Regions from separate parts of the Homo sapiens genome. Here region 1 is linked to region 2. A link is a loop called in an ENCODE intact Hi-C map of the cell type or tissue named here. Cell type or tissue: endothelial cell of umbilical vein. All regions are shown on one strand. Links, peaks and the distances in the headings refer to the core of each region. The heading gives the core; the rest is flanking DNA. Region 1 has its middle 92 kb from the start of LINC02468. Region 2 overlaps AEBP2 (AE binding protein 2).

The links. Hi-C counts contacts between places; a loop is a spot of excess contacts. Peaks named below come from ENCODE experiments on the same cell type or tissue, not always from the same donor. Only the 100,000 strongest peaks of a DNase experiment are listed, where the experiment ranks them.
Region 1: it touches region 2 in a loop (29-fold over the local background); 1 of 110 quality-filtered maps calls a loop at or near these places.

What each region holds. Positions count from the first base shown.
Region 1 is chr12:20,217,395-20,222,781 of GRCh38, forward strand. No RefSeq gene overlaps it. Among named protein-coding and RNA genes, the nearest start is that of LINC02468, 92 kb to the left of the region's middle. In endothelial cell of umbilical vein, for the core only: a CTCF peak has its summit at 3,128 (motif pointing left); a DNase peak (open chromatin) is centred at 3,117.
Region 2 is chr12:19,505,515-19,510,901 of GRCh38, forward strand. The region is part of intron 5 of AEBP2 (AE binding protein 2); the gene reads left to right. It also overlaps the pseudogene RPL34P25. Among named protein-coding and RNA genes, the nearest start is that of AEBP2, 69 kb to the left of the region's middle. In endothelial cell of umbilical vein, for the core only: no CTCF peak of the experiment used is centred there; DNase peaks (open chromatin) are centred at 2,157 and 2,517.

The DNA of each region.
Region 1 (5,387 bases), core at 157-5,156, 710 kb after region 2:
CATTCCCCCTTTGCCTTCTGCCATGATTGGAAGCTTCCTGAGGCCTCCCAGAAGCAGAAGCTGCTGTGCTTCTTGTACAGCCTGCAGAACCATAAGCCAATTAAACCTCTTTAAAAAAAAAAAAAAAATTACCCAGTCTCAGGTCTCTCTTTATAGCAATGCAAGAATGGACTAAAACAGGGCCAAAGATCTGAATTAGTTTGGGTTAAATAGAGAACAGAAAGAGAGGAATTGAAGGCAAAAATAAATATACAATTTTATATTTTGATAAGAGAAGAGCCAGTGGGTTAGTGAAGATAACAGGGTAATGGACAGTGAGTGTCCGTGTGAAAACATCTACCAGCATACCTGGGAATAGTATGACCACAGCAGAAAAATCAGCTATCATGTTATACGGCTGTGTGGAAATCTATGTCCCTGGTGGGGAGACATTTCTCAGAGTAAAAAGATGAAGGAAAACTTAATTGACACATTTGAAGATATAGAGTATTTTCCCTGTGACTGACCCATTAGTCCGGTGGGCCTAACGAATGGTTTTAGGAATTGGAGAATATTAGGTGACAAGGTCAGGTTAGGAGATATACAGAGCGATATGGGTTTGGGGTCCCAGAGACAGGTAATGACCTAGGAGTCAAGTGCTTCTCTGACTAATGTAAACAATAATAGATAATCTTAAGCAAATCATATGCACAAGGTTGTGAGTAATGGAGACGAGGGAGGAGGAGATGGGAGTATTGCCAGGAATATACAGAGTGCTGGGGCATTTGTTATGTGATACCTAGACTTGCCCAAATTTTCTTCTTTTTCTAGATGGTAGATTTTTTTGAACTTTCTGCCTGACTCCACTTTTCTTGTAGTGTATGATACAATGGTCATTAAGTAAATATTTGTTGAAAAAACAGAATAGAGAAATAAATATGTGATTCCAGAAGATGATAAAATGATGAATACAGCTTCATCCGAAAGGGGGTGGAGTAACATGTGGCAGACCAAGACTCCCATTAAAAACAACTAGAAAAGCCATGTAAGATCATAATCAGTTTGATGATGTCAAAAGTTGATGAGCAAGTAAATATCGAAGGACTAAATCAGGAGATTTGGATTTGGAGTGCATGGATCTTGTGGCTGATTTTCTCATCAAAACAATTATTAGATTCCGGAGTTGCACAGGATTGAAGATAGCAAACAAACTGATGTCCAATACCTAATAGTTCTTGAAGTAACTCTCAATTCCCCCTATTTTGGGGATGTATACAGTCACTGGAGTGAATAACCCAAGGACCCTGTGGGAGGGACAAAAGGGAATCATCACAGTACACACTTGCCATTATGTTACAGGGTTCTTCTTACTGTGGATCCCTGGGGCCTAGATAATGGCCCTCCAAATCGGGAAGCTCCAAATCTGAAAATTGTCTCAGACCTGATAACTGAGCAAGGCTTACGGTATTTTATTTGGGAAATAGCCCTCATCTCCCTACCCCTCCATTCATGATTTGTTGTTTTTATTGATTTTGAGCAGAACCTTTCCTGGCTACATATTTCTTTTACTTATAGGGATGGCATATGCTATTAATGGTCTGCATGGCCCCCTGTGAGTCAAGCTTGCTTTGCTTGGCTCCTACTTTGTTCATCTTTCAACCTTGCTGGTCATTATAATAATTGCATAACCATAATGCTAATGATAATTGCTTAACTTATTATTAAGCCCTGCCACTTGGTCTCTATTATTGGGATGAGGAAGCCCAAACATCATCTTCATGGTTATAAATGAGCCCAGCTCTGTGACTGCCTTTCCTACTGACATTTCTACCTTGCAGAACAAAACATCTTCTGAATATTTTAGTGATGCTGGAGCCCCTCATGTCAACGCATGCCTGAGGGCTTTCATGAACATGTGGTCCTCTGGGCCTTCTTGTGGAATATAATCTTCTGATGGGTGATGGGTCTTTCAGCCTTATATATTTATTGACGTGTGCTCATTTCTTTCAGCCTCTCTTTCCCTTCCTATACTATCGGTCAGAATAATTCAAGCATTTCCACCTTGCTGAGAGTTTTTCACTCCTTTTTCCAGACTTCTATGAGCCAAGCAGTGAGTTTTATCCCATCTCCAATGTCCTAACTTAGAGCATGTAGTCCTGCTATAATTTGAATGTTCTGACCCTTTCAAAATCATGGTGAAACTTAATGCCCAATGCAACAGTATTAAGAGGTGTCACCTGTGGGAGCTGATTGAATAATGAGGCCTCTTCCCTCAGGAGTATGATTAGAAGCCCCTATAAAGTGACATGACAGAGGGAGTTCACCCCATTCTTGCACATTTCAGCCCTTCTGCCATGTGAGAACACCTAGATGGTATCATGTATGAGAAATGGGCTCTCATCAGGTAACGAACCTGTGGGCACCTTGATCTTGGGCTTTCTAGCCTCCATAACTGTGAGAAATAAGTTTCTGTTTTTTATAAATTACTTGGAGACTTCTGGTTCCAAACTGGTGGCATAGACACAAGCTGGCTTTACTCCCCAACCCCTTTTCCCCCAGAAGACCAAAACCAAATATACAGCACTGAGATCATCAACAGCAATATATCAAAACTCAAATGTGAGGATAAGTCAGTTTCCTGGGTCACAAATAATTAAAAAAAAAAAAAACTCAGTGGATTGTAAGAGAATCAGATTTTTATATTTATGACACCCTTCCCCTCACTCTGCCTGGCACCAGACATGTGGAAACTTTTCCCCAACTCATGGCTTCTACACTGGAAAAGTGAGAATAAAGTGAACAACCAGCTTTCCCACCATCTTGGGTTCTTTAGCAGGTGACTCGTCCATGCCTCAACCCAAGAGAAGCATTCCGAGTGCCTGAAGTGAGACGTATCCCTGAGGACAGCCAGAGACAAAGCAGGGAAGTGAGACTACCAACTCCAGCCCTGGAAACTCTGCTCTGTAACTCTGTCAAAGGAGATACCAAATCATAGTGGCTGTTTGGCAGCATCATACTGTAAGAAGTATGTTCCATAGGTCTCCTGGGCATGAACCACTAGCCAGCCTTTCCACATGGCTGGACCTCCCTTTGGGACCTCCCCAGTTCTAGATAGGCAGCACTCTGATTGGTTAGTAGAGCTGACAGAAATCTGGGCTTTAGGCACCATCTAGTGCCAAAAAGGAGGCAGTGACTTAGAGAACAAATATAAGACATTCAACAGGTAAATTACAAAGATTCTCTAAGCAAACATAACCAATAGTAACGAAAACAAGCCAGACAGAGAAGTCTGGAATAAATAATCCTTAAATGCAAAGACATAGAACTGTAGCCACAAGAAACAATAGCAAAGAAAGAATGATGACCTCCCCAAAGAGACAAAGCAAGAAAATAGTGACTGACCCTAACAACATAGTGATACGTGAGCTCTCTGACCAAGAATTCAAAAGAGCAGTTTTAAGGAAACTCAGTTTCCTCAAATATCAAGTTTAGATATTTGTCCCCAACCAATTATCATATTATATTGTAATCTCCAATGCTGGAAGTGGGGCCTGGTGGGAGGTGTTTGGATCATGGGGGCAGATTTCTCGTAGCTTAGTGCTGTCTTCATGATAGTGAGTTCTCACAAGATCTGGTCATTTAAAAGTGTGTGGCACCTCCTTCCTCCATTCTCTCTCACTCCTGCTTTCACCATGTGTAAAGTGCCTTCTCCCACTTGGCCTTCTGCCATTATTTAAAATTCCCTGAAGCTTCACCAGAAGCCAAGCAGATGCCATACCATGCTTCCTGTAAATCCTGCAGAACCATGAGCCAATTAAACCTCTTGTCTTTATAAATTATGCAGTCTCCGGTGTTTCTTTATAGCAATGCAAGAATAGACTAATACACTCAGTGATCTCCAATGTAACACAAAAACAGCTCAAAAATTTATCGGAAAAATTTAACAAAGAGATCGAAATAACTTTTAAAAGTCAAACAGAAGTCTTGGAACTGAGAAATACATTTGCTGAACTAAAAGTTTTTTAGAGGCTCTCAACAGCAGAATACACCAAGCCAAAAAAAAAAAAAAAAAAAAAAATCAGTAAGCTCAAAGGCTATTTGAAATTACACAGTCAGAGAAGTAAAACAGAAAAAATAATGAAAAAGAATGAAGATTTTTTCCACAAAACATATAAACTTACCTCAAAAAACCAAATCTGAGAATTATTGATGTTCAAGAGGGAGTTGAGTAGGAGCAAGGGGTAGAAAGTTTATTTAAAAAAAGAATAATAGAAAACATTCCTAAACTTGAGAAAGAGATCAATATCCAGGTACAGAAAGATTAGAGAACACCAAACAGGTTCAATCCAAATAAGACTACCCCCCAAAATATAATAATCAATCTCTCAAAGGTCAAAGACAAAAAGAATTCAAAAAGCAGCAACAGAAAAAAAGGCAAAAAACTTATGAAGAAGCTCCAATTCATCTCCCAGAAGACTTCTCAATGGAAACCACACACACTTGGAAGTAGGGGGACAATATTTTCAAAGTTCTGAAGAAAAAAAAACCTGTCATTCAAGAATACTTTATCTTGCAAAGCTATTCTTTATATATGAAGGAGAGAGAAAGTCTTTCCCAGATAAACAAAAGCTAAGAGAATTCACCATTACCAGACCCTTCTTACAAAGAAATGCTAAGGGAGTTCTTCAAAGTTTTCTTTCCAAAAAATACACTAATGTGCACAAAGAAACCATTTGAAGACAAAATCCACATGTGAAATTAAATACAAAAACTCAGAATACTTCAATACTGTAATTGTGGCATACAGTACCCTTACAATTCTAGTATGAAGCCTAAAAAATGAGTCAATAATAAAACAATAATAGCTAAGTTATAGGCAATATACAAATATGTACATTGAGACAACCAAAAGTCAAAATGTGAAGGAATTGAGTTAAAATGCAGGGAAGTTTTTAGTTTTTTCTTCGTTTGCTTTTACTATTTTTTGTGATATAAATTGTTATCTATTTAATGTAAGTTGTTATATCTATAAGATATTTTCGTAAGCCTCATAGTAACTACAATGCAAAACCCTAGAACAGATACACTAAAAGTTAAAAGCAATGAATTAAAACATACTATCATGGAAAATTACATAGCCATAAAGGATAACAGCAAGAAAGGAAGAAAGAGAGGAGATAAAAAACAACCAGAAAACCAGCAACAAAATGTCTGTAGTAAGTCCTTACTTACTAGTAACAACACAGAATGTAAATGGACTCAGTTTTTCAATTAAAAGACGTAGAGTGACTGAATGGATACAGAAGCAAGACTCAAATATGCTGCCTACAAGAAATCCATCTCACCTATAAAGACACACACATAGACTAAAAGCGAAGGGATGGAAGGAGATATCATTCAAGAAAATT
Region 2 (5,387 bases), core at 327-5,326:
ATAAGCCATTCAATTATTAGTGGGGTATAAGCATTTTAGCTAGAGGGAAGATGAGGTGTAACATCTTGAGGTGGGACAACAGTGAGTAGGCAGAGTAGGCAGCGTAGCTGGAGGGAACAAGGGAAGAGGAGAGAGTAGGAGTTAAGTTTGAGAGGTAATAGGCAGAACCTTGGTGGACTAAGACCTTAGCTTTTATTCTGTGTGAGATGGGAAGCCATTGAAGGGGGTTGAATAGGCATGGTCTGATTTTGTTTGTTTGTTTGTTTGTTTTGTTTTTTTGAGTCAGAGTTTCACTGTGTCACCCAGGGTGAAATGTGGTGGTATCATCATGGCTCACTGTTGCCTCAAACTCCTGGGCTCAAGCAGTCCTCTCTCCTCAGTCTCCCAGGTAGTTTGGTCTGTAGGAGCACACCACGATGCCTGGCTAATTTTTTGAGTTTTTTTTTTATTTTTTCTTGTAGAGATGACATCTTGCTATGTTGCCCAGGCTGATCTCAAACTCCTGGGCTCAAGTGATCCTCCTGGCTTTGCCTCCCAGAGTGCTGGAGTGAGCCACCGTGCCTGGCCTAGTTTTTAAAATAATATATATAATATCTTTTTGAGACAGAGCCTTGCTGTGTCACCCAGGCCGGAGTGCAGTGACACCATACTGGCTCACTGCAACCTCTGCCTCCCAGGTTCAAGTGATTCTTGTGCTGCAGCTTCCCTAGTAGCTGGGACTGTACTAAATTAGCGTCCCCATGCCCAGCTAATTTTTGTATTTTTAGTAGAGATGGGATTTCGCCATGTTGGCCAGGCTGGTCTCGAACTCCTGAACTGTAGTGATCCACTCACCTTGGCCTCCCAAAGTGCTGGGATTACAGGCATGAGCCACGGTGCCTGGCCCTTTTATTTCTCTCTTAGTAAAGAAACTTGCTGTCAATAATTTTTATTGAGGTACAATTTATATATAATAAACTGTACCCATTGAAAGTATACATTTCTGTGAGTTTTGAAAGTTGTACTCACTGAGGCAAGCACCACCACAGTTAAGATAGAATAGTTCCAGCACTCTGAAGTTTTCTGGTGTAGCTTTGTAGTACATTCCTACCTCCACCTCCTGCCCTAGAAAACCTACTGTTGTTCTTTTCCCTCATGCAGGCTTTAACATGTTCACTTTGGTTTCTGTGTTGAGAACAAATTGTAGAAAGTCAGGGGTGAGAGTAAAGGGGAATTTGTCTTTTCAGTATTTCAAGTGAGAATGATAGTGGCTTAGACTGGAATGTTTGCAGTGGAGATAAGGGTTGGATTCTGGTTATCTTTTGGAGTTACTATGGACAAGAATTATGGATGGATGAGATACTGGGTTTTAGAATAAGAGGTAACAGCAACTCCAAGGCTTTTTGGCCTGGGCAGCTCCGTGGCAGAGCCGTGGAGGCTCTCAGGCAAGCAGATTGGGGAGAGGGGAGTATCAAGAGATCTAATTTGGACATATTTAGAGGCCTATAGGGCATTCAGTGGCTCTGTCACTTAGGCTGATGGCTATAAATTGAGAGCTCAGAGGAGAGAGGTGTGGCTACAGATAGAAAATATGGGAATTTTTAGTGTATTTGTGGTATTTATAGGTATCAGACTGGATGAGATTACCTAGGAAATAAGTGTAAATAAAGAGAAAGTTAGCATAAGGATTGAAGTGTTTGGGGCTTACCAAACATTTAATGATTTAAAGGGCAATAGATTTAGTGAAATGGTGGTCTAGTAATGAGCTAGTGTCTCTACAGATAAGGGAGAAGTGATGTAAAAGGGAAGCACTAACTTGCATATGCTTTCATTAGAGCAGCTCCTTTTGATGAAATCCTTAGCTTCACCATGGGAGGAATAGCGATGGCTCCAAAAGAAGGAAAATGAAGGAACCAAAAATAGTGGTAATAATATTAGAAGTCTAGAAAGAAAATAAAAAATTTGCGCAGACTCAAAATAGTCCATGAAAATGAAAAGCTTTTGAGCTATGGAAAACATCTGAGAGGGCTTAAGAACATTGACACTTACATATATTGTAAGCTTAAAAACCTAGGAATGAGTGATGTCCACCCTTAAGTCACAGTGAGGAGGCAGAGGTACCTTAACTGAGGAAAAGTCACAAAGGTGGAATGTAATCTGAAGAATGATTTTTTTTCCTGGGGAAGGAAAGTGGAAGGAAGAGACATCCATAATGAGATAAGGTCTTCGCTGGACACAATAGAAAGGAAAGGAGCTAGGTGAGCAAATTGGAGCTCCAAAGTTCTATAACTGGGAAGGTTTTGATGGAGGCAGTACATGTTAAACAGAATCAATTCTGTTAGTAGTAAAAAACATTCAGTACTAACTGCAAATTTAAGTTACTTTGTTATCAAATTAACTTTTATAGAAAATAATACAAATAATGAAACAATTGGTTAAAAGAAGGCTATGAGGTACTATACTGTTTGGTTTGCCTAATGTGCCTTATTTCATTAATTGAAATATTTTCTTTCGAGCCTTCTCCAGAAGAGGTCAGCAAAATCCTAGTTACCAATCAGTTGGCTTGCTGTGCTTGGTTGGCTTGCATTGTTTTTGTGTATTATTTCATTGTAGAGGTATTTTGTTTTAGCAGCTCCAGACCTGTGTTTGGGCTTTTAAATTTTGTTGCCAAGTCTAGAATCAGAGTATTTATTTGACTACAGACTTTTTTTGTTGTTTTTAAAAAAACCATATTTTAAAAAATAAAAACTAGAAACGGGGATTCACCATGTTGTCCAGGCTGGCCTCGAATTCCTGGGCTCAAGCAGTCCTCCTGCCTCAGCCTCCCAAAGTGCTGGGATTATAGGTGTGAGCCACTGCGTCTGGCCTCACCATAGGTTTTTATATAGTGGAGACAGTGTTTTGTTTTTGCTTAAAGCTCTGCTTTTACTCAGTCCTAATATGTTTTCAGGATTACAAGATTATTTTGTTTGGGTGGTTGGAACTTGATTAAAAAAATTGAGATTAAGACTATTAAAACACTAAAGTTCTAATTTTGTTTATATGGAAATTTTAAGAGTTTGACGTTATTGTTTTGCCTGATTTTATTTTATTTAAGCATTATCTTAATTTTCAGAATCTGGTAATGAAAGGAAAATATATTGCTTTTCTTATACTTTTTTGGGTCTTTCTGTTAGATCGATGTTAACTTGCATAGATTCCTTAAGCTTAAACCTAGACTGATTGGCCTACCTTTCATTTAAAATAAAACCAACTACAGCAAAAAACTCCAGGAGATAAACAAATGCCTTAAGTTGTAAATTAGAGACTTTTCCTTCTCATTAGTATTTTTTCTTTACTGTTTATTCATTTAAAAATATTTCAAAGGCTTTCTTCTTCCTCTTCCGGAACGTTGTCTGCAGGCACTCAGAATGGTCCAGCATTTGACATACTGTCGTAGGCTTTTCTACAATACAGCCTCTAACAAAACAAGTCTGTCCCAGACCCTTGGTAATAGAGTTGTTTACCTTTTTACTAAGAACGTTGGGAAAGCACCAAAATCTGCATGTGGCATGTGCCCAGGCAGACATGGAGGGGTTCGTGCTGTGAGACCTAAAGTTCTTAATGAGATTGTCCAAAGCAAAGAACATGTCAGCAGGGCCTGTGGTGGTTCCATGTGTGCTAAATGTGTTTGTGACAGGATCAAACATGCTTTCCTTATTAAGGAGTAGAAAATTGGGGTGTAAGTGTTGAAGGCACAAGCACAGAGTCAGCTAAATTGAAAAATGCAACTTTTTTAAGTAATAAAAATGAAAAGACTTGAAAAAATTTCATCTACTATGAATGCTTTTGGTTGGCTAAGCTAAGCCACATACTTAGTAAAACAAATGGCATTTTCATTCTCTTAATAATAACATGGCTTTGGCTTGATTAGTTAAAGCTTCTTTAATTCACATATATTTGTGAAAATATATGATTAAAAGTGAAGTTGAGGCTGGGTGCTGTGGCTCACACCTGTAATCTCAGCACTTGGGAGGCTGAGGTAGGCAGATCAGCTGAGCTCAGGAGTTTGATACCAGCCTGGGCAAAATGGTAAAACCCCGTCTCTAGAAAAAATAAAAAAGACATACCTAGGCGTAGTGGCTGCGCCTGTGGTTCTGGCTGCTCAGGAGGCCAAGGCGGGAAGAATACTCAAGGCTAGGAGACAGAGGTTGCAGTGAGCTGAGATTATGTCACTGCACTGCCTGGGTGACAGAGTGAGACTTTGGCTTGAAAAATAAAAGTGAAATTGAGACAGGGTTGTTGAAAAACCTTTTACTTCGATAATATTAGTAACATGGCTACTTTCTTTTTTTTTTTTTTTTTTTTTTTTTTGAGATGGAGTCTCACTCACTTTGTTGCTTGGACTGGAGTGCAGTGGCATGATCTCGGCTCACTGTAGCTTCCGCTGCCCAGGTTTAAGCAATTCTCCTGCCTCAGCCTCCTGAGTAGCTGGGATTACTGACGTGCACCATCACACCTGGCTAATTTTTATATTTTTAGTAGAGATAGGGTTTCACCATGTTGGCCAGGCTGGTCACAAACTTCTAACCTCAAGTGTTCTGCCCACCTATCACTTGTTTTTATTAGTGTGTGTGTAAACCCAATGTTAAATGACTGCATAGTATTCCAGTATATTGCATTGCATTCTCCATTTATTGGAAATGTTTGGGTTAGTACCTAAGGTAGAGACTGAATTGTCTACCATATTCTACATTCCACACTCGGTGAGGGAAGGTAGGCACATAAAGCAATGGCAGTACGGTGTAATACATGCTAATGTAGAGTAAGCACTCAGCATTTTGAAGACATGGACTAGAGACTTTTCACCCATTATTGGAGTTGTGGGGGAGGGGCAACGCAGAAAAGGTGATAATGCATGTGTCCTATGTATAATTGTGTATGCGCATGGGCAGACACGGCATATGCCAGGCAGGAAAGTGTTGGGATGGTGGGAGTAAAAATTTGATGTGAATTTTATTTGACTTAACTGAGACCTATAGTTGCCTAGGTTAATTGCCTGAGTTAAAATGAGTAATCAAAAAATGAAGCGTACGTAACTTAAACATTTTTGCTGAATATGTAAATGAATGTTTAGTAATTTGTTTTATATAGAGCCAAAGTCATACTTTGGAGTCTAGATATGTTAATTGGGGTTTCTGGTCACATTTCTTGAATAAAACACATTTAAATGTGTACATAATCTAATGGTTTGCAGCTTTTATTTATTAAAGCGGAGCCAGAACTTGTAGACAATTGAAAAGCTATTAGAGATACCCTAATGAGACATGTTACAGTTTTTGTTCTCAATTTTTACTGTAATTCTGCAGTACATCGCTTTTTAAGGTAGTGACTTTTTTTTTTTTTTTTTGAGGTGGGGCCTCTGTTGC